Regions from separate parts of the Mus musculus genome. Here regions 2, 3, 4 and 5 are each linked to region 1. The links are chromatin loops, found by intact Hi-C in ENCODE. Cell type or tissue: gastrocnemius. All regions are shown on one strand. Region 1 overlaps Gm30691 (a long non-coding RNA gene). Region 2 has its middle 29 kb from the start of Gm46509. Region 3 overlaps Gm30632 (a long non-coding RNA gene). Region 4 overlaps Asap1 (ArfGAP with SH3 domain, ankyrin repeat and PH domain1). Region 5 overlaps Asap1 (ArfGAP with SH3 domain, ankyrin repeat and PH domain1).

The links. A loop is a pair of places that touch in the nucleus more often than their neighbours do. Peaks named below come from ENCODE experiments on the same cell type or tissue, not always from the same donor. Only the 100,000 strongest peaks of a DNase experiment are listed, where the experiment ranks them.
Region 2: a loop joins it to region 1, with 2.0 times the contacts of the local background. A loop is called at or near these places in 7 of 42 quality-filtered maps.
Region 3: it touches region 1 in a loop (2.3-fold over the local background); 6 of 42 quality-filtered maps call a loop at or near these places.
Region 4: it touches region 1 in a loop (20-fold over the local background); 32 of 42 quality-filtered maps call a loop at or near these places.
Region 5: it touches region 1 in a loop (7-fold over the local background); 25 of 42 quality-filtered maps call a loop at or near these places.

The regions. Positions count from the first base shown.
Region 1 is chr15:64,625,623-64,630,622 of GRCm38, reverse strand. Gm30691 (a long non-coding RNA gene) reads left to right here. Exons shown (of 4, transcript XR_875386.2): 1 at 1-45; 2 at 1,086-1,197; 3 at 2,001-2,108; 4 at 3,072-3,182. Among named protein-coding and RNA genes, the nearest start is that of Gm30691, 2.6 kb to the left of the region's middle. In gastrocnemius, a CTCF peak has its summit at 3,075 (motif pointing right); DNase peaks (open chromatin) are centred at 3,084, 4,001 and 4,718; H3K4me3 peaks cover 256 bases; H3K27ac peaks cover 215 bases.
Region 2 is chr15:64,472,049-64,477,048 of GRCm38, reverse strand. No RefSeq gene overlaps it. Among named protein-coding and RNA genes, the nearest start is that of Gm46509, 29 kb to the left of the region's middle. In gastrocnemius, no CTCF peak of the experiment used is centred here; no DNase peak of the experiment used is centred here.
Region 3 is chr15:64,550,261-64,555,260 of GRCm38, reverse strand. All of the region lies in intron 1 of Gm30632 (a long non-coding RNA gene), which reads right to left. Among named protein-coding and RNA genes, the nearest start is that of Gm30632, 19 kb to the right of the region's middle. In gastrocnemius, no CTCF peak of the experiment used is centred here; no DNase peak of the experiment used is centred here.
Region 4 is chr15:64,172,481-64,177,480 of GRCm38, reverse strand. Asap1 (ArfGAP with SH3 domain, ankyrin repeat and PH domain1) reads left to right here. Exons shown (of 31, transcript NM_010026.3): 6 at 4,189-4,263; 7 at 4,747-4,796. Among named protein-coding and RNA genes, the nearest start is that of Gm20717, 77 kb to the right of the region's middle. In gastrocnemius, a CTCF peak has its summit at 2,780 (motif pointing left); DNase peaks (open chromatin) are centred at 2,794 and 3,029.
Region 5 is chr15:64,129,398-64,134,397 of GRCm38, reverse strand. It overlaps Asap1 (ArfGAP with SH3 domain, ankyrin repeat and PH domain1), which reads left to right. Exons shown (of 31, transcript NM_010026.3): 17 at 4,131-4,294. Among named protein-coding and RNA genes, the nearest start is that of Gm20717, 34 kb to the right of the region's middle. In gastrocnemius, a CTCF peak has its summit at 2,247 (motif pointing left); a DNase peak (open chromatin) is centred at 2,250.

The DNA of each region.
Region 1 (5,000 bases):
GAGCCCATGGAGCCCGCGATTAATGTACGGTTGATTCGAATCCTGGTGAGGCCTCTCTTCCTGGTTCTCATAGCCATCTTGTTTTTTTTTTGTTGTTGTTTGTTTGTTTTGTTTTGTTTTGGGGGGGGGGTTCGAGACAGGGTTTCTCTGTGTAGCCCTGGCTGTCCTGGAACTCACTTTGTAGACCAGGCTGGCCTCGAACTCAGAAATCCACCTGCCTCTGCCTCCCAAGTGCTGGGATTAAAGGCATGTGCCACCACACCCAGCTTTCATAGACACCTTCTTGATGTATCTTCACATGGCCTTTCTTCAGAGTATACAGAAAAAAAAACCTCAGTCTCTCTCTGTATCTCTCTGTCTCTGTGTCTCCCTGTGTCTCTGTCTGTCTCTGTCTGTCTGTCTCTGTCTCTCTCTGTCTCTCTGTCTCTCTCTGTCTCTGTCTCTGTCTCTCTCTCTCTGTCTCTCTCTCTCTCTCTCTCTCTCTCTCTCTCTCACACACACACACACACACACACATACATACATGCATACCCTTCTCTTTCATCTTTTCTAAGGCTAACTAATTCTATTAGCTTAAGACCCGTCCATTACAATCTTGTTTGACTTCAAGAACCTCACTAAAGGTACCATCTCACCATCATATCAATGCTTAGGGCTTGCCTTAACATAGGAACTTTGAAGTAACAAAATTCAATATATAGTCATCTTCCACCACATCCCGCTATCACCTTTATTTTCTGCCTTTTGTCTAGTTCCCTCTCCCCTCTCTCCCTGTCATTTAAACTGCCCATGGAACTACACGTCCATCATTTCTGCTGCATGAAGCAAATCTTCCCACCTACAGTTCCAGCTCCCAAACTTCCCATGTTCAAATCTATCAATGCACCCAAGAAAACTAACCCCTCCATCCTGCCTTTATAGAATAAGAATTTGGAACCCTTGTTAAATGTATCTCTCTCTACAGCTGCCATTCGCTGGTCCTACCTCTTCTGGAATACATTCATTGGCTTTGGTACAATAATTTCATTCTTCTCAAATGCCAAAATTCTCAGAGATTGGCCATAAATATTTTGTCTCACTCACAGGTCTGTACATCGGCTAGTAAGCTGGAGCAGTACAGTCAAGTTCAGGTCCATCCCACAGTTCTCTCCTTCTAGAGCTGGTTGCTGCCTGAAGTTAATTCTCTTTTCCAAAACTGTAAGAAATGACATTTATTTACTTCTGCGTCTGTGTGTCCACTCACCTGATGGAAGCCAAAGTCAGTCATCTCAGCACGTCCATCAAAGGAATATGGAACACAGAAATGTAGCCTCCCTCTTAGGGAAAGGGCTGGGAGGACCATAGCATGGGGATAGGTTTGGTGGGCACACAATATGTCAGCCATATGGATGAAATGGGGGAAACATAATGCCCTGCTGCCCAGTCATTTTAAGACAGAGTCCAAATGTCATTAAATTCAATGACTCAGCGAGTGCCCCTACTTCCCAGCATCCTCATCACCTGAGCACCCCTGAGAAGAGTTCCATCATAATGTGTAGACTGTGCCTGATGTGAAAAGAGATGGAGGGCCTGCAAGTATGGGACAATGGGACACTAGCTTCTCTGATCTAAAATGATCTTAGATCAGAGTGTGGTACACTGAAGTAAAAAAAAAAAAAAAAAAAAAAAATTCATGGCCAAAGGCATTGTGCCTTGAAAGACTATCCCGACAACGTGGTCCTGGCTGCTATCACAATTTACAGACCTGTTTTTGAGCACACTGAGGCTCCTCACAGCTTCCTTCTGTGAAGCTTAGCCTCGGGTATCTCATACAACCCCTCCCTTCTGGTGCTAAGATCCTCTTTAGAGCGTTCCCTCCAAACGGTCTCCAGGCACCCAAGCATCCCCTTTCAAACAAAGATGCTCACCTCTCCCAAGCAGCCCAGGTACTTGTGAGCATCTGTAACTGTTCTTTGCTTCATTTACCAAGATTTCTGGTTAAAATTCAGCCTCTGTCCTAGGTCCTGGATACAGAAAACAGTCAGATATGGTTTGCCCCTCAGGAAGACTCAGCACAACGAAGAAAGACAAAGAAACACGGTATCAATTAAAGAAGCAGCCAAAGAATGGTATTGTTTTGTGTTTCAATGACCTTTTTTTTATTGAGTTGAAGATTTTCTTATATAGTGCCTTAGTTAGGTTTCTGGTGCTGTGATAAACATTGACCAAAAACTAAAGTAAAGTGTTTCTTTTAGTTACAAGTTCCACATTACAGTATAACACTGAGGCACGTCAGAGCAAAGACTCAAACAGGGCAGCAACCTAGATGCAGGAGCTGATGCAGAGGCCATGGCTTGCTCAGCTTGTCTTTATATAGCATCCAGGACCACCATCCCAGAGATGACAGCACCCACAGTGGGTTGGGTCCTCCCAAATGGATCACTAAGAAAATGCCCCACAGGCTTGCCTGCAGTCCAAGCTTATGAAGTCATTTTTTTTTTTAGCTGAGGTTCCCCCCTCACAAATGATTCTAGTTTGTGCCAAGTTAACAAAAAACAAACAAGCCAACACACATAGCTTTAATCTGTTTATTTCGGAGGTGGAGGGGACTCTGTACTCCACTAACTTAATCTTTCTTCTAAGTAGCACCCCACCTGATATGTGAATTTATTAGTCATTTATTTGTCCCTATGTACAAGGGGGTAAAGAATCGATGAGTCTGAGTTCTCCCCAAAGATTGGCCTTATCTGTGGTAGATGATCAGAGGCTTGGGGGTCAGATGTTTTGGGGTATGGATCTCCCAAGCCACAATACACAGTGCTTTTGGAAACTGATCTCTCAGAGGGTCTATTTCCAGATCTGCAATCAGTGACTGCAGAGTGTCACTTTGCTGTGATGGTCGAGATTGCATGAGCTTTAAGCTGGTACGTGCCTCTCACAGCTGCTGGAATGGAGCAAGTATCCCAAATTTGGTGGTGTTCTTTTAGTTTCTGTACCCTCAGTTCTCCAGCAAATTGGTTTGGTTTGGTTTGGCTTGGCTTGGTTTTGCCTTCAGAAACGTTTTGCTAAAAGATGTGTTATTTTCCACCTAGCCGCCAGGTGGCAGTGTCTGAGACCACTGGGATTCCCTTCCTGCAGCAAGAGCGATAATGGAAAAACACCACTATGTTAAAGCTCAGCTAGAACGTGACAACCGGCTTCCGAAGCGCAAACATAATAAACGTTCTCTCATAAAACAGAGGTTTCCAGGAGTATTTTATTTGCTTCACAGCTGGGTACAACATGACAAAGTGACAGCAGGCTGCTGATTCCTGAACAGAGGGCACAGCGAGAAGGGAAGAAATGATTGATGGAGAAAATCAAAATCAATGGGAGGAGTAAGGAAGAAGCTACATGGGAATTGAGCATTAAATTCAAATATTTTACATTTTAAAACCACTGCCTGTAGAAACGAAGGAAGTGAGGATCTGAAATCTAGTCCCACATATTCAAGAATGACCAACCCTAAAGCAGCAGTTCCTGTGGGTTGCAACCCCTTTGGGAATCAAACAACCCTTTCGCAGAGGTCACCTAACACCATCGGAAGACATATTTACATTATGATTCATAACAGTTACATAATTACAGTGATGGGTAGCATCGAAATGATTTTAGGGTCTTTATGGTCTGGGGTCAGCACAGCTGAGGAACTGTATTAAAGGGTCGTAGCATCAGGCAGGTTGAGAACCACTGTACTAAAGCGAGGCCAGTACACAAGACTTTATAGTATGTGGAGTCCATGCTGTGATTTCGCCACTTAGTCCCTGTTTATTAAGTTGAAAAGTGCATATCATGTGTCTCTCGTGTGTCTGGCCTAGGCTTACTAACATCTACACTAATGTCCAAAGAGCTCCAGCCATCAGATTCTCTGGGGCACCATGGAAGCATGAGGGAGGACAGTGAAAGCTTCGCCAAGATGAAGGGCGATAGAACGGCTCATTTGTGCCCAGGGGGAGTGGCCTGCACTAGTGATTGGATAGTGATGGGCCCGGGGGAGTGGTCTGCACTAGTGATTGGATAGTGATGGACCCAGGAGGCGTGGTCTGCACTGGTGATTGGATAATGATGGGCGCAGGGGAAGTGGCCTGCACTGATGATTGCATAGTGATGGATATAAGAGCAGTAACCTTGGGGAGAGGGGCAGAAAGAGTAAGCAGTCCAGATGAAGGGAGAAAATACCAGGGGAGTGAGTAATCCTATTTGAATAGCAACTTGGATTCAGAAGACAGAGAAGGAAGTGACCAGCAAGGGGCCAGAAAACTAAAGCCCTGTTTGCCAAGACAGCTTGAGGGGAAGACTTCAAAAGACTTAACTGAAGAGATCAGCCAGGGTGTATCTGTCCGAGTACAAGAGAGGGGTCAGGATCATCTAAGGAGCAACCTTGACAATAAGGGTATGAAGGAGGTGCAGGAGCAAGAGATCCTGAGCGGAGCACTGAGTTCCCTCACCGAAAAGATGAGGATAATGGATGAGATTCAAGAGCAAGCCAAGTGTCTAGTCTGGGATGTAAAGGAAGTGAGCTGCAAAGATCAGGGAAGACCAACCAAAGTTATTTTTTCTCCAATAATTTGATTTTTTTATTCAATTTATATCTCCCCTCCCTCATGTCTCCCCAGTCCCCTTACGTATCCCTCCTCCACTGCCCCCTCCCCTTCTCCTCAGAGAACAGGGAGCCTCCCATGGGTACCACCCCACCCTGGGGTCTCAGCAGGACTAAACACCCCCTCTCCCACTGAGGCCCTACCAAGTAGTCCGCTTGGGGGAAGAGGATTCAATGCCAGACAACAGAGTCGGAGACAGCCCCTGCTCTAATTATTAGGGGGCCTACATGAAGACCAAATTTGACAACTATACAAATGTGTAGAGGGTCCGGGTCCAGCCCCAGAATGCTCTTTGGTTAGTGGCCCAATTTCTGTAAGCCCCCATAGGCTCAGGTTAGTTGATGTTATAGGTCATCTTGCGATGTCCTTCATCTCTCTGGC
Region 2 (5,000 bases), 150 kb after region 1:
TATCCAAGTCCCATCTTACTCTACTTCCAGTAGTTCCTCAAACAGACTCTATTCTCACGTGCCTTCATAATAATTCCCCCAGGGAGCACCATGAGACCAGATTCATCTTGGTCAGTTTTTCTTCTTAGTGTGTTCCAAGCACCTACAAGAATGTCTAGAACAAAATAGTTGCTCACACTTTGGTCTTCATTCTTGGACACTGTGCCCCTTCTTAGAATTGGGAACAAAACACCCATGGAAGGAGATACAGAGACAAAGTTTGGAGCTGTGATAAAAGGATGGACCATCTAGAGACTGCCATATCTAGGGATCCACCCCATAGTCAGCTTCCAAACGCTGACACCATTGCATACACTAGCAAGATTTTGCTGAAAGGACCCAGATATAGCTGTCTCTTGAGAGACTATGCCGGGGCCTAGCAAACACAGAAGTGGATGCTCACAGTCAGCTATTGGATGGATCACAGGGCTCCCAATGGAGGAGCTAGAGAAAGTACCCAAGGAGCTAAAGGGACCTGCAACCCTATAGATGGAACAACATTATGAACTAACCAGTACCCGGAGCTCTTGACTCTAGCTACATATGTATCAAAAGATGGCCTAGTCAGCCATCACTGGGAAGAGAGGCCCATTGGACACACAAACTTTATATGCCCCAGTACAGGGGAACGCCAGGGCCAAAAAAAAAAATGAGAATGGGTGGGTAGGGAAGTGGGGGGGTATGGGGGACTTTTGGGATAGCATTGGAAATGTAATTGAGAAAATTGCATAATAAATAAATAAATAAAATAGTTGCTCAATAAATAACCAAGCCTGTAACTGTTTTTGTTTGCATGTGTAGATAGTTTCAAAGGTTAGGTTTCTAGAGTGATTCTCTCTCCACCATTAAGACATTTAGGAAACTCCCTCACCTTGAGTGTGGCCCGGACTAATGACTTGCTTATTTAGTTTTGGCTAATATTAACTGGAATGTCCTTGAAACTCATTATGAAGTCTATATAGATAACCCCAAACTCTTGATCCTCCTGCTTGTATTTCCTTAATTCTACAGTCCAATCATCACTGTACCTACTTGTCCAACCTCCACCTCTGTTGGGTTTCATTATGTAGTTCAGGTTCATACATACATACATAGATGATACATACAAAGATGATTGATAGATAAATAGATAGTAGATACGTAGATACATACATAGATACATATATCCCACATTGACCTCAAACTTAGGGTCTTCTTGCCTCAGCCTGAGGGTTTGGATTATATGTATTGGCCACCATAGCCAGATTCTAATAACTCATCTCTAACTGACTAAATCTTAGCTACAGGATGTTACATTCAAGACATTATAAATCATCTCATTTTCTCTTGATTGCTCAAGCTAGGATAATCATGCTGCCATCTTGTGTAGAGACCTTTATGGTTCAGTGAAGAACTGAGACTCCAACGCCAGCAGCCAATGAGGAGTTAAGGGCCTCAGTCTCACAGCCTGTAAAAGGATGCAGCCTTCCCTCTGTCGCATTTATAAATGTACGAGTTGATCTCCCAGCCTCTGGTTGAGTCTTGAGATAAGACTGAGCCCTGGACATCAACCTGACTGCATTCTCATGAGTGATGTGGAGCCAGAAACATCTGCTAAGCCATGGAGATTCTTGACCCACAGAACCTGTAAGATGATACTTGCTTTAAGCTGGGCAGAAATAGATAACTAACATGGATTTGGGTATAGGAATGGGGTGCTTACCTGACAAAAGTCCAGAAGGTGGGATTGACCTTAGAACAAGGCAACAAACTTCAAGCAATGTCAAGAAGAGTTTAAATCACCTTTAGGGCTGATGAACCCAAGTGAGCAAAGTGATTGTCACACAAGCATGAGAGCCTGAGTTCGGATCACTGGCATCCATGTAAATAACTGGGCTTTGTAGTGCATGCCTGTCACCCCAGCACTGGGAGACAATCTAGGCAATCAGTGTTCCAGGTACAGGGAGAGACCTTGCCTCAAAAAATAAGATTGAGAGTGGAAAACATCCAACATTGACTTCTAATTTCCCCATGCATGCATATACACATACATGCATTAAACATGTCTACAAAGACACCTAAACAAATAAATAACTCCTTGAAGAGCACAGAACTTTAAGACTTTGGGCTTTAAGAATATAGGAAATCAAAGATGACCTTACTGGAAGCTGAGAGACAGAAAGGTTTAGTAGTGGCTCAGCAGAAATCTTGTCAACACTCTCTGCTGCAGTTACTTAGAAAGTACAGAGTAGAGCTAGCAAACTGCATTTCTCTCCTTAAGAATCTTCCTGGGCAACTTTTCTTCCTACTGCTTACAATCAAGTGTGAGAGGAGAGGGACAAACTGGGGAATGAGCCATAAAAGAGACAGAGCTAGGGCTTGATGATTCTAAAGCTCTCATTTCCCTAGATTGTAAACAAATTTCAAAGGTAGAAAAACATTATAAGCAAAGATCAAATCCAGGGCAATGCCTAGAAACCATGGTCTGTAAATAGAGCAGGGATGTGGGCAAGCCACAGCCACAACCCCACCTGGCAGCCTAGTAGACAGCAGGATCCCAAACTAGTGGCTCCCAGATTCCTGGCTGTATTAGTCAGGGTTCTCTAGAGTCCCAGAACTAATGGAATGTGCATATAAAGGGAATATATTAGAATGACCGATAGGCTGCAGTCCAACTAATCCAACAGTGGCCAGCTGTGAATGGAAAATCCAAAATTCTAGTAGTTGCTCAGTCCCAAGAGGCTGGGTGTTTCAGCTGCTCTTCTGTATAGGCTGGAATCCTGAAGAAGTAGTCTCCAGTGGATGGATGTGCTGGCAAAGAGAATACAAAGAGGCAAAAAACAAACTAACCCCTCCTTCTTCCAATGTCTTTATATAGGCATCCAGCAGAAGGTATGGCCCAGAACCAAGGTGTGCCTCAAGGTCTGGATTAAATGCATGTGTTGATCAAAAGCATGTGACGTCCCACCTCAAGATTTGAATCTTCCAGCCTCAAGGTCCAGATCAAAGGCATATTGTCTTCCTGCCTAAACATCTGAATCACAAGCATGTTCTCCGTTTCTGGATTGTACTTCATTCTGGTTATAGTCAAGTTGAAAACTGAGAAAAGCCATCACATTGACCCACAAGATTATGTGATTAGGAGGGCTGATTTCAATGTTCAGTGCTAAGTATGGAGAAATGCATTACACAGCAATGGCACACATATGCCAAGCTTCTAAACAGGCGGATGTCACAGGGAGAGAAGTGATTTAAACCAGAGGAAGCTAAAACCTGAGATAATATGAGCAAAAGTCAACCTTCATCTCGCTGATAAGTGCTAAGTACTTGGGATGTGAATTAGTAGCATGGAAGAGAAAGAAATAAAGGGGACGTGGCTGGTGGCTGGTGGCCGAACTTACGAGATGGTTCTTCCAAGGGGATCATGTAGGGACTTTCCCTAGCTAGTCAGCACTAAAAAAGACAAAGCACACCTTGTTTCTTGACCTCAGCCTTCAGTCTTCTTTTCTAGGTGAGGATGCTAGGCTCCTCCTATGGCTGGACTATGGCTTTGAAATTGGCCCTTCTTCCAATCTCCAATACCAACAGCAAACTTAGGAATCCAGCTTAGGCCTTGTGCCAGAAATGAAGATGTATGAAATTGTGAGTTGGAGGTAAAGCTGATCTCTTCACAACACCCTGGAATGAAGGTCATGGCATATACACCCCACAGGAAGCCTTTACAGAGATAGGTGAAAGGGCAGGGGGTACATGAGGATCCTGGCTTCAGAGAAACCAGAAGAGATGAATTCACTTAGCTTACTCCCACATCCTCCGTGATATGCTGGGTCCACTTCAACTTCTTTTTCTTCTATCCATACAACTCTTACTAATACATCAGATGTTCCCTTCACCACCTCTCCTTCTTCACCAGAGAACAAGTCCTGGCAAACCACTTTGGAAGCACCTCATATGTTCTGAGAATCAGCCAACACTTTTCAAGAAATGACCAAAAAAAAAGGTGGAGCGCAACCCTGTGTCCCACATGTTAGCTGAGGACAGTCATGTTAGGTGAGGACAGTCACAGTACAGGACCAAGCAGAAGTGGTGCTGTGCTGGGCAAGGGAAAGAAAACACAACCCAGAACGTATCTCCTTTGCCATTCTGCTTCTTCATCTTGGCCCTCCAAGCTATCCCCCCTCGATGCTCTAATACAGAGCATACTAGAATACATGCTGCAGCTCAGAAGGGTATCATTTGAGCTTCTCACTAGGCCTGGGCAAGGAGTGACCCAAAATTTCTTCACAAGAACTTCAAGGCCAGCTTCTAACCCTGCTTCTAGCAGAGGAGCCAACCAGGGGTGGATATGTAAAAGAGGCAGAGTCAATAGAAATTAACAGTCAGGAAGTGAAGCCCCTGGTGGGCAGAGGACATGAAAGAACGAAGGCTTCTTTCCCTGTTTCTCATCCAAACTGCTTCTAGAGAACAATATTTGGCTGTCATGCTGAACCCTAGTCCCACTGGTTTCATCCTATAAACAAGGGTGGCAGTGCTCCCTTGTTGATTTGTCACATGCCTCAATGACATTTTCCATCTAAAGTCCCTACCAGAGCCAAAGGCTCATAGCAACTTACTAAAGTGTACTGCTATTATTGGCTATTGTTGTCTGGTCTTTGTGAGCCTATTGGAGTGGAGAAAATTACAATAATCATCCTTGATGGGGTGGTATTTGTCATTTCCCATCCTGACACATGTGTTCAGCCATCTGAAGATGGTTTTATTAAGAGTATTGATGCCCCCTTTGAAACGGGAACAGAAAGGAAGAAGTGCAAACGAGGGATGTGTGAGGGAAGGAATAGGAGGGAAAATTATACTGATCTATACCTACTCAGAAATGGGCTGGTGTTGTGGGAACTTTTCTTGTGGAGATCAGTAAACATCTGCTTTTCCCAGGTAGAACACCAATTTCATTAAAAAAAAAAGGCAGACAATAACAATACCAC
Region 3 (5,000 bases), 75 kb after region 1:
CTCAGATCTCTAAAAGTTAAGACAGTATGATAATTCACTTGGGGGCAGCCTGGGTTACATAGCCAGACTCTGTCTCAAAACTACAACTACAACTACAATAGTCAGACACCTCTACCCAGTGCTGAGTGTTGACATCAGCAATGGTTAAAGGAGTAGCAGTTTCCACATGGAACACAGTGCAAGGTCTCAGCCTCCTCCTGTGAATTCCTACCCAAAATGGATAACCTAAAATCAATCACTGGGCTTCATCAGACATACTCAGACAGAAGGACACTCTACAACATAAATGCTCCATGGTGCTTAGGTATTTTTATAAGCTCTCATCATCTAACTTGAGAACATATAAATATCGTCTTGTCTCTTATTTTTTTAATTTTAAATTTTTATTTAATTCTATTTTCTCATCTATTAGTACCAATGGTTTTGTTTAAGATGTATAAGTGTCCTTTTCATAGGCAGAACCTTACCCTGAGCTTGAACTTAGCTACTGTCTACTCTCAAACTTCATTACTAACTGGCATATTTGCTGCTATAAACTTTTGTAATGAAATGTTATATTTTAAAGAAAATAAAAAATATGTGGATGTTATAAATGCCAGGGCAGGCTGAGGAGCTCTTCCACCTTGGAGGTAGCTGGATGAGACATATTACCAACGGGTATCTGTAACTGTGACTTCACTAAGTTGTCACTTGGGTGTCATTGGAATGCCCCAGGACTAGCAAAAGTTGAGTTTCTCCCTAGAAAGTAGATGATGAGGATTGGGTAGACAGTTCTTGTGACTTGTATAAAAATTTGAAGTCATCTCAAATAAAACATGACTAGCAAATAAATTTATTTTAAAAAGTGTTGAAGCTATCTCTTTGTTGAGGAGACATGACCTTCTGTTTAAGAATTCTTAAGTCTTTCCTACCATAGTAGTCCAAAAAGAAGGCTTGCATGCCAGTTCATAATTTTCACACTCAGTTTCCTCTTTTTAGCGTTCCTCTTTTCTACAAGAGTCTCCTTGTAAACTGACCATAAATCCCTTTTTACCTTGGCCTTCCCTATCCTGAAATGTTCCGGCTAGAAGCACATGACTAGAGTGACTATAGACTCTTGGATGCCTTTTATCCTGAACCTGAACCAGAGATCTGCCATGGAGGCATTCATACTGGCACTTGGACAAAGTGGGACAAAGCAAAGGTTCATACCAAGGGACCTGAACACATTTAAGTACTTGCTGCCTGGAAAATCTGCCAAGCCCAGTGGCTGCTACACTAGATTCCTGTAGCCTCATTCCTACTTCATGGAGGCTGAAATGTTGTCTTAATGAAGTTAGAAATAACTTTGAGCCTGAGAAGAGGGTTGGGTGGGAATCTGATGAACATATAAAATCAGCATGTTTAGTTTCTCAACATTGTCTGATTGGTCAGCATTGTTTTGAAAAACAGCCCAAGAAATACACCAAGAAATAGTGGCCACCTTCATGACACCCTGTGTCTTGGTATAACCTACTGCTGCAGATCAGATATGGCACTGGGTTGACAACAGCTACTACTGCTTGAGCACGTCCTATGTGTCTGGCCCAATGAAAGAAATGCTTTTTTTAATTACCTAGCTTATAAATGCTGACTTTAGCATCTACTGATATAATCTTTCTTCTCCTCTAATCTGTGCTGCAATGCATCCTGTGCTTTTTCTTGATATTGAGCTAGCCTTACTTACACTCCTTCAATAAACCCAACTTGATCATGATATATTCTTTGGACATATTCTGAACTCTGTTTCTTGACTATTTATTTAGATTTTTAATTGAATTTTATTGAGCACATTCTTTTAATATAATATTGTTATTAACATGAACTAATTTAATCTTTATAACTGCACACTTTCCTAGTAGTAACTTTCCCAGGATCCATATAGTAAGTATAGTTGGGCTTTGGAATCAAGTGTGACTCTTTGTACATCAGACAGGTTGTGTTTCATACCATCCTTCGCCTAAAAGATGACACAGCAAGAGTCCTACACCAAGGGATAAGGTCATGGGGACGATGTAGCTGCCAGATGTTTGCTAAGCACTGCTTCTGTCAGAGAAGAGAGCAGGGCTCCTCTGTCACTAGATATTGCACTTTCCCTTTCAATTGAGATGTTAGTACAGGTAAACTCGTAGTCTTTCAAGATCTATGTTTTATTCCTAGACTTATTTTGTTAGTGAGTCCCAGTCAGTGAGTTTCCACTCTACAAATGAAAGCATAGCATGCATTAATTTTATGTCCAGGGAGTGGAAAGAAAGAGGAAAGGGGGATTTTATGCAAAAAGATAATTATTCTAACAGTCTTATTTTGTGTTTTCGTATTTATTTTTTTACAAAAATCTACCATATGCCCATTCTGTCCTACCCTTTTTTGTGCGTATTAAGCTTGCCTCAGCAACATACTTCCAAGCACATATAGAAGCCCAGCCTCAGGCAGAAAGTCTGTTACTGATAATAATTAGACTACTGCCTTGTGCTTTCTGGAGCCTACTGGTATTTAACTTCATCTGCTCTGCTACCTACTGCCCTGATCTGCCCTCACTTCACTTCACTTAGGTGGCTAACTCACCCTTAGAACCTGACTTCGTATTGGTCCTTGGATTCCATATGCAACCAGTATAGAGAATTGACTCCTTTGTTTTTTTCTTTAAACCAATCAAAAGCCTTTGCATTGAGAGAATTGTGTTAAACACTGATGCCCCCATTTGTTCTTCTTTCTTCCTTACAGTCTGACTGTTTGCATCTACATAAAACTATATGTTGAATCTTAGTCTCCATGACAATTGTATAACAAGGTAGAGTCATTAGGAAATAAGGAGACCATGAGGATAGAGGTTACTTGAATGAAATAGAATTAGTGCTCCAGAAAAGACTGCCTTGACCTTTCTTCTCTTGTGGTTATAGCAAGAATGAGTATTCATGATTAGTACTGAGACCAACAACTGCTCACTATGCAGAGAATAAGAGACTGCAATTCTCAAATCTAAATGGGACACAAATACACTCACTCCCCACCCCACCCCCACCTCAAGGCTTAGAAATCATGATGGAAGGAATGGAAAGGCTATAAGTGCTAAAGGTAGTGGATGTCTGCAGAAAAGCAGGCATGGCAACGCCACACATGAACCCACAGCATCTGTGACAGCATGCACAAGATCACCACATCCACTATCCCAGCACCAATTGGGAAGTTCTAGTCATACCAAGGAACTAGCGGCAACTGATGGTTTCTTGGGGAGGAAGAATCATTTTCTTCAGAAAGTCTGCCCATGCTCCAAGTAGATGGTCTTGTAGGACTGATGTATTTACAGGTAACGCTCTGTGAATTCTCGTTTGTTTTTTGTTTTGTTTTTAAGACTATATAAAATTAGTAATATCAAGTTAGAGTAAGAAAAGGAGAGAACTGGAGGGTATACGTGATTGAAGTTATATATATATATATATATATATATATATATATATATATGTATATGTATATGTATATGTATATGTATATGTATATGTATATGTATATGTATGTATATATATAAATTAATTTTTAGAAAAATATTGCTTCATCTGTGTACCAGAAAGAGGGCCTTCAGTAGATACTGAATCTATCTTTGTCTTTATGACTTAATGCTATATGTTTATATCTAGGTGAGAACAAAGCCCAAAACAAGTATGACCAAAAACCAAGAGTAGAGGAAAATGTATTTGAACAAAGGAGTGCACAAGAGTTATTTCCAAAACAATGTCCTCAAATTAGAGTGTCATGGGATTCTATTTAGAGAGCCTATGCATATTTATATGGGAAACCACTTTAGATCTGGGCACATTCCTGAGCAGGCTTATTAAGGAGAACAGCCCTAGTCATCCTCAGCTTCAGGTCATTGTTGAAGAAGTAAAGAGCAGATATGTGCAAGCTCAAGGTCATTGAGCACACATTGAGAAGGATAAAAATGACAGAGAGGAAAGTTTCTGGGAGTACTCAGTTTTGTTGGAAGTTTTAGCAGGAAAAAACAAAAAAGGAAGCACACTTTCAAAGTGTGTTTACATAGGAGTTTGTTCCTAAAGGTACCTGCCTTACTTGGTAGCTAACATCTTGGTCTTAGACACCCTGACTCAATAAGGTAAGAAGCCCCTAGAGTGTTGTTTATAAGCCACTCAGGCTGTGATGCTTTTGCTATAGCAACCTGAATGAAGCAGGATGAAGACAGTATCCATTTGCTACAGTGTGATGACAGTGTTAAAGATGTCTTGACTAGCTACATATTCTCACCTTAGAATCTTTAGGATGAAAATAACACAAGGAAAGCATACTGTGCTGACAGTGAGTCAGATATTGACCCTTGTGGCTGTGGAAGTTCCTAGAGCTACTGGTCTCCAAGGTTATTCACCTCTTCTGGAATCTCCTTGGTCAGTTGTCCCTGGAGACTCTGGGTCTCCTGTGACTACAGGAAAGTATTAGAAAGACCTTGCATTAGAGGGGCTCAAGCATTTCAATGTCTTTGTGTCTAAATAGGCCTGGTTCTGTAAAGTCGGCATCTCAGTGCTTTGATATTTTTTATTTGCCTTTCCCATATCTCGTCTGGTTTTCTGGTCGTGACACCAATCTTCAAAGAAAGTCCCCAACTACTCCCTGAGCTCTATAGGCACTCTCAACCACACCCTTGGCTCTTCAGACACAGCACTGGGCTTCTGCTTTGACTCTGAGCACTCTTAGAATTTCATAAAGATGGCAATGTTGATTGGTGTAAGAAAAGATCACACAAGTCAGACTGGGCCAGATTTCCAACCTGGGGTTTTTGCTGAAACCAAAGAGAACAATTCCAACTTCAAAGGAGCGTTTCTAGCTCAGAACACTGGATGACTGGAACTGCCTGCCACCGTGATTCCCACAGCATGGAGAACTCTCATCCACGGGACAGATAATGGGGTACCCCTTCAGAGCTGAGAAAAGAAAAGGGAAGAAACACAGGAGAAAGGACATTTCTCAGACAGTTA
Region 4 (5,000 bases), 450 kb after region 1:
AAGTGTCATCCCCGATGGTGTGTTAAAATGCTGCTTGCTTAATAAGATGGAAATATAAATAGTTGTGTGTGTGAGAATGAGTCTTGCTGTGTAGCCCACACTGACCTCTAATTGGCAAGCCTCCTGCCTCAGAGCAGAACTTCTGCTTCTTGTGGACTAGAATTACGTGAAAGCACTTACCCTAATTGGATTTGATTATCACAGAGAGGGAAAGAATTTGCGAGTTGGGAAAGTTGATGCAGAATAATCAGTAGCATTTTAGTAAAGTGCCATCGAAATGATCCATGGTATATTTTTCCTAAAACATCCCTTAAAGGCTAATGCCGGTGACAGCAGGAAGTCTGCTCCCTCCAGTAGTCCTGGATTCTGTGTTGACTACACTGAAATTGCCAGTGGGGACAGCACTTCACAGTTGGACAGAACTTGCTTGGGTTGTCACATTTTTGAAATATTAAGAAAACGAAAATACTGGAAGAGTCTGGAATCCTAAGACTAAAATCATATAATTCACCTGTCACAGAGCAGCACACTGAGATATCTGGAGGGACAGGTGTTCTCTTCATTGAGTTTTCCAAGGGAGAAACCGTCTGTGTTTCAGTCCCCGCCCCCCTCTTCTCTGCTGTCTTCCTGGTGCCTCTCAGGTCGTTCCCTGTCACCTGTCACCAAGGAAAGGACTTTCTCCTGGGAAGGGAGCTGACTAGAGGTAGTAAATTTTTGTAATTTTTTTTTCCTGTGACTTTTTCCTAAGCTTAACCACTGGGGAAAATCCAGATTTCTAAATTTATAACGTATTGTCTGCTGTTTCATATTATTCCCCAAGAATACGTGTGTAGATGACCACAGTGAAATTCTTAATTCTTGGGGTTTTCCATCAGTGCAGAGCCCCAGCCCAGTGTTTAACCACAGTGATGGCCTTGGTTACTCGGTGTGGTTAGAGCATAGACTTGTTCTTCAGAAGAACCTTCACCTTCAGCACGGACCACAGATTTCATAATGCCCCTGGTGTCTAATGCAGCCTCCGCGTCAAGGTAGCAGCAAGCTTCCATTGTTGCTTCATTCACAAGGGTCTGAGATATTGATGAAAGGGGTCATCTAGGATTGGAAGTTGAAATGTGCTTTTAATCTGTGTTTTCCATGTTGTTTTAAGTACTGTTTCTTCTTGAGCAAACAGTACATTGCTTATTTTTAAAGAATGTTTGAGTATGCATGTGAAAATTGTGCATGTTTGCATATGCGTACCTGTGCAACCTCAGCTGTTGTTCTCAAACGCCGCTGTCTTGTTTGTTGAGGCTGGACAGATCTCATTAGCAGAGGGCTCACCAAGTAGGCTCAATGGGCGGTCACAGAGCCCCAAGGAATCTCCTGTCCCTATCTCCCAGCATTAGAGTTACATGTCTGGGCCACCAGATAGATCTGCCCTTTTTTGACATGGGTTCTGTCATCTAACTAAGGACCTCATGCCTGCAAGGTAAGCATTTGCCAACTGAACTCTCTCTAGCCCTTTAAATAATAATAACAGCAACAGCAATGAAGAAAGCCTCCTTTCCTCCTGTATTCCCTCCACCCCCATGTCCTTCAGAGCACTGTGGACACCAGCAGATTACTGGGTTCTTCTCTAGGAATAATGTACACATACAACCTTTTCCCCATCTTTTTAGAGGTCAATCTTGTCCTCTGTAAGTACTTTTTATTCCCCCCCCCCATATACCACATAAATAAGGAAGAGTCTCATAAGTGCTACAGTTTCCCAAGCCAGGTGCCCATTGTTGGGCACGCTGTTTCCATCAGTATGAACAGCCCAGCTACTCTGGAATGCCCAGGCTGTTAAACAGTGTAGATCATACATTCAAGGCCAGCATGGAGACTCTGAGCTCAACCATGGTGCTCTTATAATTATGGAGCTGCCTCCTTACTTCCCTTAAGACTTAGAGGAAAGGTTTGCAATTATACTCAGTTTCTTTTAAAATAAAATTCTACATTAGAAGCAGTGGCGGTTTTATAGAAACAGTCTGTGGTAAGAACTTCTGGAGTGTTTTATCAAGCCTAAACTAACTTTATTGCAATAAATAATTTGTTACCTATAGTATTTCTTCTAGAGAACAGATGTTTGTATCCATAATACAAGCAAAATTTGTCAGAATTGCTGCTTCAGTCTAGTCCCACTTGAGAGAATTTGTTTTCACAGACTTAATAACTGGATGAATTATCACACTGTCTCTTAAGAGCCTTGGGGCAGAGGATCCTGGAGACTTAGACTGTCAGAATAAAATTGAGCGCTAAGAGCAAAATATCTCCAGCTTAGCGTCTAGAGCAGAGGGCTGATTTCTGTGGGTCTTCATTTTCTTCTGTCATGACCAGGCATTCTCAAGCTTTTTATTTTTGAGGACCATAATTATAAATTCTAAGTGGAACCTTAATAAGAGAGGATGCACCTGATCTTACTGCAATTCGATATGCCAGGAATCCTTGATATTCATGGGAGGCCTGACCTTTTCTGAAGAGTGGATGGTGAAGAGAGGGAGCAGGGACTGACTGGGAGGAAAGGAGGGAGGAGAAAGTATGAGATGATAGACAGATAGACAGACAGATAGAAAGATGGTAGATAGATAGATAGATTGATTGATTTTAAAATATATACATAAACTCTAAGTGGCCTTTTTGCCCTACTTTCCAAAACCATTACTGATTCTCATAGACATTCAGCATTTAGCAATCTGGACTGCTTGCTTAAGCTGAATTCTGTGTTACACAGATAGAATTGCCTTGGCAGGGATCCTACGCCCTCTGGTGGTATATACTAGAAAACCTTCCTCAGATGTTAAGCCAGTGGAAGTTTAGCAAAGAGCATGACAGAGCTGCTGAGAAAACCCAAGGTGCGAGTAACAGGGACGCACTGGGAGAAGGCAGAAGCCAAAAGGCATGACTTCTCTTCTCTTCCCCTTTGCTCCCTCAGTTCTGGATTCATAACTGGCATTTTAAAAATACGTGGGTTTTCAGCACTCACGAGAGTTTGTAAGCTGGCACAGAACGTGTGTGTTGGCTCGTTCCATCCTCACCTGCTTGCTGGCAGGAGCATGCAGCCCCTCCACTCTGTCAGCACCAGGCCATTGAGCAACAGTGGATGTCCTCATGTCATTCTCTCTTGCTGGCTGTCGACTGCCAGTGTAGAAAGAAGCCCCACTTGGAGCAATAGTGGGCTGCTCATCTCTGCCTGCCTGCCTGCACAGCATGTGGCTCATTCTCTCTTCGGTGAAGAGTGGATGGATAGATGGACAGGCTGACAGGTAGACATACATGCATGGGAGAAAAATGTTCTTAAGGAGGAGACCCCAGACCTACTATGCTTCGGTTCTGCAGAGCCATGCCAGCTCAGATTTCCCTGGGAATTCCCAGCATCTTGCCGACTGTATTTTAAACCATCCTTTGGCTCCTCTGCAGCTTGCCTCCAGCTGGGCAGCAGCTCAGCCTCTTTCTCCGTTAGGTCTGTACTGTGTCAAAGTGCAGTCTGCCTCTGCAGAGCAAGAGAAAACCTGCTACTCAACCGTCAAAGACTTGTCTTAGCTGAGTCTTGTGGCTCATGCCTAGGAACCTGTAATCCAAGGCATGGGTTACACAACCAGACCTGTCAATAAATAATAATAATAATAATAATAATAATAATAATAACTGAGGCTGCAGCTGTAAGCAGACAGCCAAGGCCATCAGTGAGCATCTAATCTCATGCAAGACAGATAGAATCACAGATAGAGTGTGTACTGTGAGAGCACAAAAAGGAAATGGTGAAAGCCGGTTACACACTTCCCTTCTTATTCTTGACAGCAACTGAAGAAAAGTCAAACCAAGAGTTGCAGTCTTGTTAGAAGTTGCACTGAAAGTGCTGAAATGAGTAGCAGTCGCTTGCACTCATCTGTAGGTGCGACAGCAGTATCTCAGAGCATCGCTCTGGGACCACACTGCAGCTCTCTGCTCACAGCTGGGACTCTTACATGTCACCTCTCCCTCCTCATTCCTACAGCTGCAGTGTGGGGACTCACACTAGCAAGAGGATGGCATGTACATGCAACAGACATTTAACACACATACAGCTCTCCACTGAGCCCCGGGCCGGTGAGTCCAAGGAAGAGGTTTCACTGTTTATTGTGCATTCTTTTAACTCTCTCCCATCTTTTCTCTGTGTTGATTTTCCAGCTCCAGGGTCTGAGCCACAATGTGATCTTCACCTTGGATTCCTTGTTAAAAGGAGACTTGAAGGGGGTCAAAGGAGTAAGTGGCCAGAAATTATTATTTTCAGTCTTCAGTTAAAAGGGTTGGGTTTATTCTTCCTTTTTTTAAACATAGTAGTACTTATATTTGAAAATTTCTAAACATTTTCAGCACAAAACATTCTTGGAAAATTGTCATTAGAAAAACTGTTGCATCTTCACATGATGGTACCGACTGGAAACAAGACTAGGTCCTTTCAGAAAGATTGGTAGCTCCTCAGTGGGGATGGGGGGAGGAGCTGGGCCCCAGTCTGGCCTCCCAGGGTGATTGATGGACTGGGCTCTGAGCAGCTCTGGCTCTTGCTGCTTTGATAGGACCAGGAGGGCCCACCCTCCTGCATCTGCAGGGCTTCTCACCTGGGACCAGTGCACATGTGGTTTCAGATCTCCAGAAGCAAGTTGGTTTTGTTCTGATGGTTTCTCAGTTACTTATTGGAGGAAAGATGAATAACAGTTTTCATTTTCTCATTTTCTCTTTCCTAAGGATCTCAAGAAGCCATTTGACAAAGCCTGGAAAGATTATGAGACGAAGTTGTAAGTGCTGCTTTGTTCTGTTTGTGATACCTGGTCATGGTCATGAGTTTCCACGGGCTGAGGACAGGACTGGGCCCCAGTGAACTAATATATTAGCTATGATCTAGTTAAAAGCCACACACACACAGTTATCCCAGCACTCTGGAAGCTAAGCAGTCCTGGGCTCCAGTTCATTCAAGGACTGCCTGGGCTACAAGGTCAGAC
Region 5 (5,000 bases), 500 kb after region 1:
CTCAAGCACAAGCCTTGCATAGCTTAGACCACACAAAGGATTCATCCACATCTGGGAGGTACGGGTTTTCTGCCCGTGGAGTGTGACGTTCACAGTAACAGGCTCCAGTCAGCCACTTCCCCTCTTCATTACCTCCAGCTTTACATAGCAACACCGGCTTTCCTTCCTCGTGTAAAACCGTGAAATGAAAGAAAGATGTCTCCTCACCAAGGAAGGGGCAGGTATCATCAGTTGCACATTTGAAGTCTGGAGCCCTGGATCTAGTGTCAGTGGCTCTGTTTCTTCTGACAGATGATCTAGCTTCCATCTAAGACATCTTGCAGTGGGATGGGATTGCAGCTCATTTGTTAGAGTGCTGGCGTAGCATTCACAACACCCTGTGTTCAACCCCCAGCATGGTGTAAGCACTGGGGTCGGAGTGGGGTGGAAGCAGGAGAATCAGAAGTTCAAAGCCATCCTTGGCTACCCAGTGAGTTTGAGATCAGCCTAGGGCATGTGAAACCTTGTCTCAAAATCAAATAAATATACATTCAAGGTCACTATATTCTCAGCCCTTGTGAGAGGTAACTATTCCATTCTATTCTACCAGATTTGAATTAGTTTCTTTTGAGAATGAATTAATTGTCCTTAAGATATACATTCCCTGCTTATTATGATAAACTTTAAAAAAAAAATCATGAGCCTATGGAAAAGCCTTGAGCCCCTGGCATAATGGCGGGTGCCCTGAAAATGTAGACTGTGCTGTTGTAAGTCAGTCCAACTCAAGACCTTGTGTAAGTCACAAAAATTTTCTGACACCTAGCCTTAAGGTGTTGTAACCCCCAAGGTAGAGGCTCTTGGAGGAGTCTGTTTTTAAAACTCTATGAATCAAGTACCTAAGAGGTACTGATACACATTAGGTATCCAGATGTCAAAGGGCCTGACACAGAAACAGAAAGCAAAACTGAGCCTGCACGCACTGTGAGATCTAGTGAGGATTCATGATGAAGTGCCGCCGTTGACCTTGCTGAAACAAGTTTTGTGAATTGTGCTAGAGAAATGACTCTTCGGTTAAGAGTACGTACTGCTCTTCCAGAAGACTACAGTGCAATTCCAAGCACATTGGTGGCTCAAAACCACCTGGAACTCCAGGTTCAGGGGTTCTGACATCTCCAGCCTAGGGTACCTGTACACACATATATACACATCTGAAGAGAGGGACAGTGTACTCACATACATTTTTTTAAAAAAAAAGTGATCTCTAGTTTCTAACTTGAGACTAAGTTAGAACAGTAAACAGAACAAACGCTAACATTTTAAAGTGTATTGGATGTCCCACTCACTCCTAGACTTGCTTCCCAAGTGTTCCATTTTCTTTTTCTTTCTTTCTCTTTCTCTTTCTCTTTCTCTCTCTCTCTCTCTCTCTCTCTCTCTCTCTCTCTCTCTTTCTTTCTTTCTTGGACATTTTTTTATTTACATTTCAAATGCTATCCCCTTTCCTGGTTCCCCCTCCGAAAAACACCCTCCCTCATCCCCTCCCCTCCCCCTGCTCATTAACCCACCCACTCCCGCTTTCTGGCCCTAGCATTCCTCCACACTTTGTCCTATGAAGGCATAGAGCCTTCATAGGACAAAGGGCCTCTCCTTCCATTGATGTCCGACTAGGCCATCCTCTGCTGCATGTGCAGCTGGAGTCATGAGTCCCACCATGTGTGCTCTTTGATTGGTGGTTTAGATACAATTCACAAATCACATGAAACTCAAGAAGAAGAAAGATCATAGTGTGGATACTTCTATCCATCTTAGAAGGGAGGAACAAAACACCCATGGAAGGAGTTACAGAGACAAAGTTGTGAAGTAGAAACTGAAGAAATGACCATCCAGCGACTGACTCTCCTGAGGATCCATCGCATTTACAATCACCAAACCCAGACACTATTGTGGATGCCAACAAGTGCTTGCTGACAGGAGCCTGACATAGCTGTCTCCTGAGAGGCTCTACCAGTGCCTCACACATACAGAGGTGGATGCTCACAGCCATCCATTGGACTGAGCATAGGATCCCCAATGAAGGAGCCAGAGAAAGGACCCAAGGAGCTGAAGGGGTTTACAGTCCCATAGGAGGAACAACAATATGAACTAGCCAGTACCCCCAGAGCTCCCAGGGACTAAACCACCAACCAAAGAGTGATCCATTTTCTGTGTGGTCATAGAAATAAATTTCTGAGGTTCTTTCTCAAAATAAACTGAAGGTGAGCGCCACCTAGAGTCAAGTTTGTGCCTGGCAAACACATCACCCGCAGCCTGGTTTGGCTTTTACATCTCTTGCTGCAGCATTTAACTACATAGGTTTTCTGGGTAGTACTTTGCTTCGTATTCTGCCATCCAATATTTCATCCAAACAACAGGCTCAGGCCTGAACCTCTGTGTTATTCAAAGAGCAAACGTAGCTGTCTGTTCTCGGGGTAAAAAAGCAATGATTTGGCTATGGATTTGTTTTTATGTTTTGTTTTTGGAAAGCTTTTCTCTCATTAGTGAAAATAATACAAGCTTATTTTATCTTTGGGAAATTGCATGTCCCCCCCCCCCATGAGTTTTCTCCATAAAGGGGGGAAAACATTCAAAAGACAAGCACATTTTGGTTAAAATTCCTTTTTAATTTTTTCCCAAAAAACATAAATGCATAATTGATACATATATTTAAATTTGATATTATTTAAAACATTTTTCACCTCTATTTCACAAGATATAGTCTGAACATTTCTCCTATGCCATCAAACACATTCTCTAATGAAGCCAGCTAGATAGTTCCGTGGCCGAGGCACCTGCCACCAAGCCTGACAACCTGTGCTAGTCTTCTAGGACAGACATGTTGGAAGGTACAAGTTGTCCTCTGACTTCCTCCATACATGTGCCATAGCATGCATGACCACATACATTAAAACACAAACACACACACAAACCATTTGAATTGGTGTATTTTATGCTTATTGGACTTTCAGGTTTTACATATACCTTGGAAACAAAGGATTTGTTCAGTGCATACTGTGTGTCAGTGTAGTCATAGCCACTGCTGTGATATTACTCTCACCATTACTGACAAATACTCAACAGAAACTATGTAGAGGCTTCCTTCACGTCCTGGATCCGAGGAAGAACAGTTATAGCAGAAAAGACACGATGACCAGCAAGGATCTGTTTGTGGTAGTGGGAACTGGTTACATCTTACAGATCAAAGGGGAAAGAAAGGCAGGGAGGAAGAGAGGAGAGAGGGAGGGAAGAAAAGAGGTGCCACCTTCAAGGCCTGACCCCAGTGACCCACTTGTGGCCAAGTCTGGTTCCCAATGCTTCCCCCGCCTCCCACAACAACAGTGCCATCTAAAAGCAAATGCTCAAATGTGAGCCCATAGAGGCTTTTCATATTTAACACAGCTGCATTTTACGTGTCATACTTCCAAGTTACACTCTCCTTTAACAAGCATAAACTTTATGGCTGCTATTAATATACCCCTCCTCTTCACTGTTGAATGTCCTTGCAGCTATAGACTGCCAGAAAGCGGATGCCTTCTATTGAACACATTCCACCTGTCCCTGCTTCTTACCATCCGTATATGCTCATACCTTAAATGAATCCTCTTCACTCTGCTCACATAGGAATGGAAGCACCTGTATATTCACAGAGTATCAGTTACCATGTCCTCTCTCATCCACTCTAGCCATCTCTCTGTGTGTCACCTGCTCAGCCATCTCTCTGTGTGTCACCTGCTCAGCCATCTCTCTGTGTGTCACCTCCTCAGCCATCTCTCTGTGTGTCACCTCCTCAGCCATCTCTCTGTGTGTCACCTGCTCACTTCAGCCATCCCTCACTTGTCACTTCTCACTATTTTATTTTGTTTCCATTTTATTTGCTTTTAATTGTTTTATGGGCTAATGATTGAATCCAGGATGTCATATGTGTTCAAACAGCCCTAACCATCTCTTAGCTCCAATTTACCTCTTCATTTTTCCTCACTTTATTGACATTTTGGGGAGAGCACTTAAGAAAAGAGAGGGCTTTTGAAAGTTCCTATTGAAGATATGTTTCCAGTGGAGAAAGACAATGGTGGCTGTGCCCTTTTGAAGGCTACCTTCCTCTGGTATCTTGACCACAGGTGGATATCAGTACTGACGAATAGCAAAGAAGAGGCCCTAACCATGGCCTTCCGTGGTGAGCAGAGCACAGGGGAGAATAGCCTGGAGGACCTTACCAAAGCCATCATCGAGGATGTACAGCGGCTCCCTGGGAATGACATCTGCTGTGACTGCGGCTCATCAGGTAGCCGCCCTGGGCACACTGGCCTGTCGAGCCTCTTCTCTGTGTAGTCGTCACTGGGGTGGTTGCTTGAGTTCCTTGGAGTTTGGGAGCCAACTTAGACACACACAGCATGATCTCTGAGCATGAAGATTCCCCTCACTGGGCTGCTCTTCCCTACTCTGTCTCCCCTACCTGGGTAATTCCCAGGCTGTTCTACCTGACACAGAGTGCCTCTCCCCTGAGTGCGCCCCCTGATCGCTAAGGGGATGAGGACAACATGGTGCTCATGAAGGAAGTGTGACTCTGCCACACCCAGCTAGAGCAATGTTAATTCAGGTCACTCTTGCTAGGTGTTTTGCTTTTTCTACCACTGACCTCACAGTGTATGGATCCATAAGGTACCAACATCCTCCTCTTACAGATGGGGATGAAAGTGCTTTGCTTAAGATTGAAATGCACACCAGCTGCTTCTGAAGACTGAACCAGAAGGATGGGTTAGAGCTACTCGTATTCTGAATGTACACAAAGGCTGTAGGATTCAGTGCTTCTCAGGCATCCAACCCCGTCTGTGCCTGGGGCTAGAAGGGAACCCAGCCTGCCACAAGGCCCGAGACTGTTCTATAGGTTCTCTAGGGAGAGGGTTGGAGCAAATTGTTCTAAGGACAAAGGGGTTGACTTTGATTTTTAGTTAAGTGGTAAAGGGATCCTAGCCTCAGCCCTTCCCTAG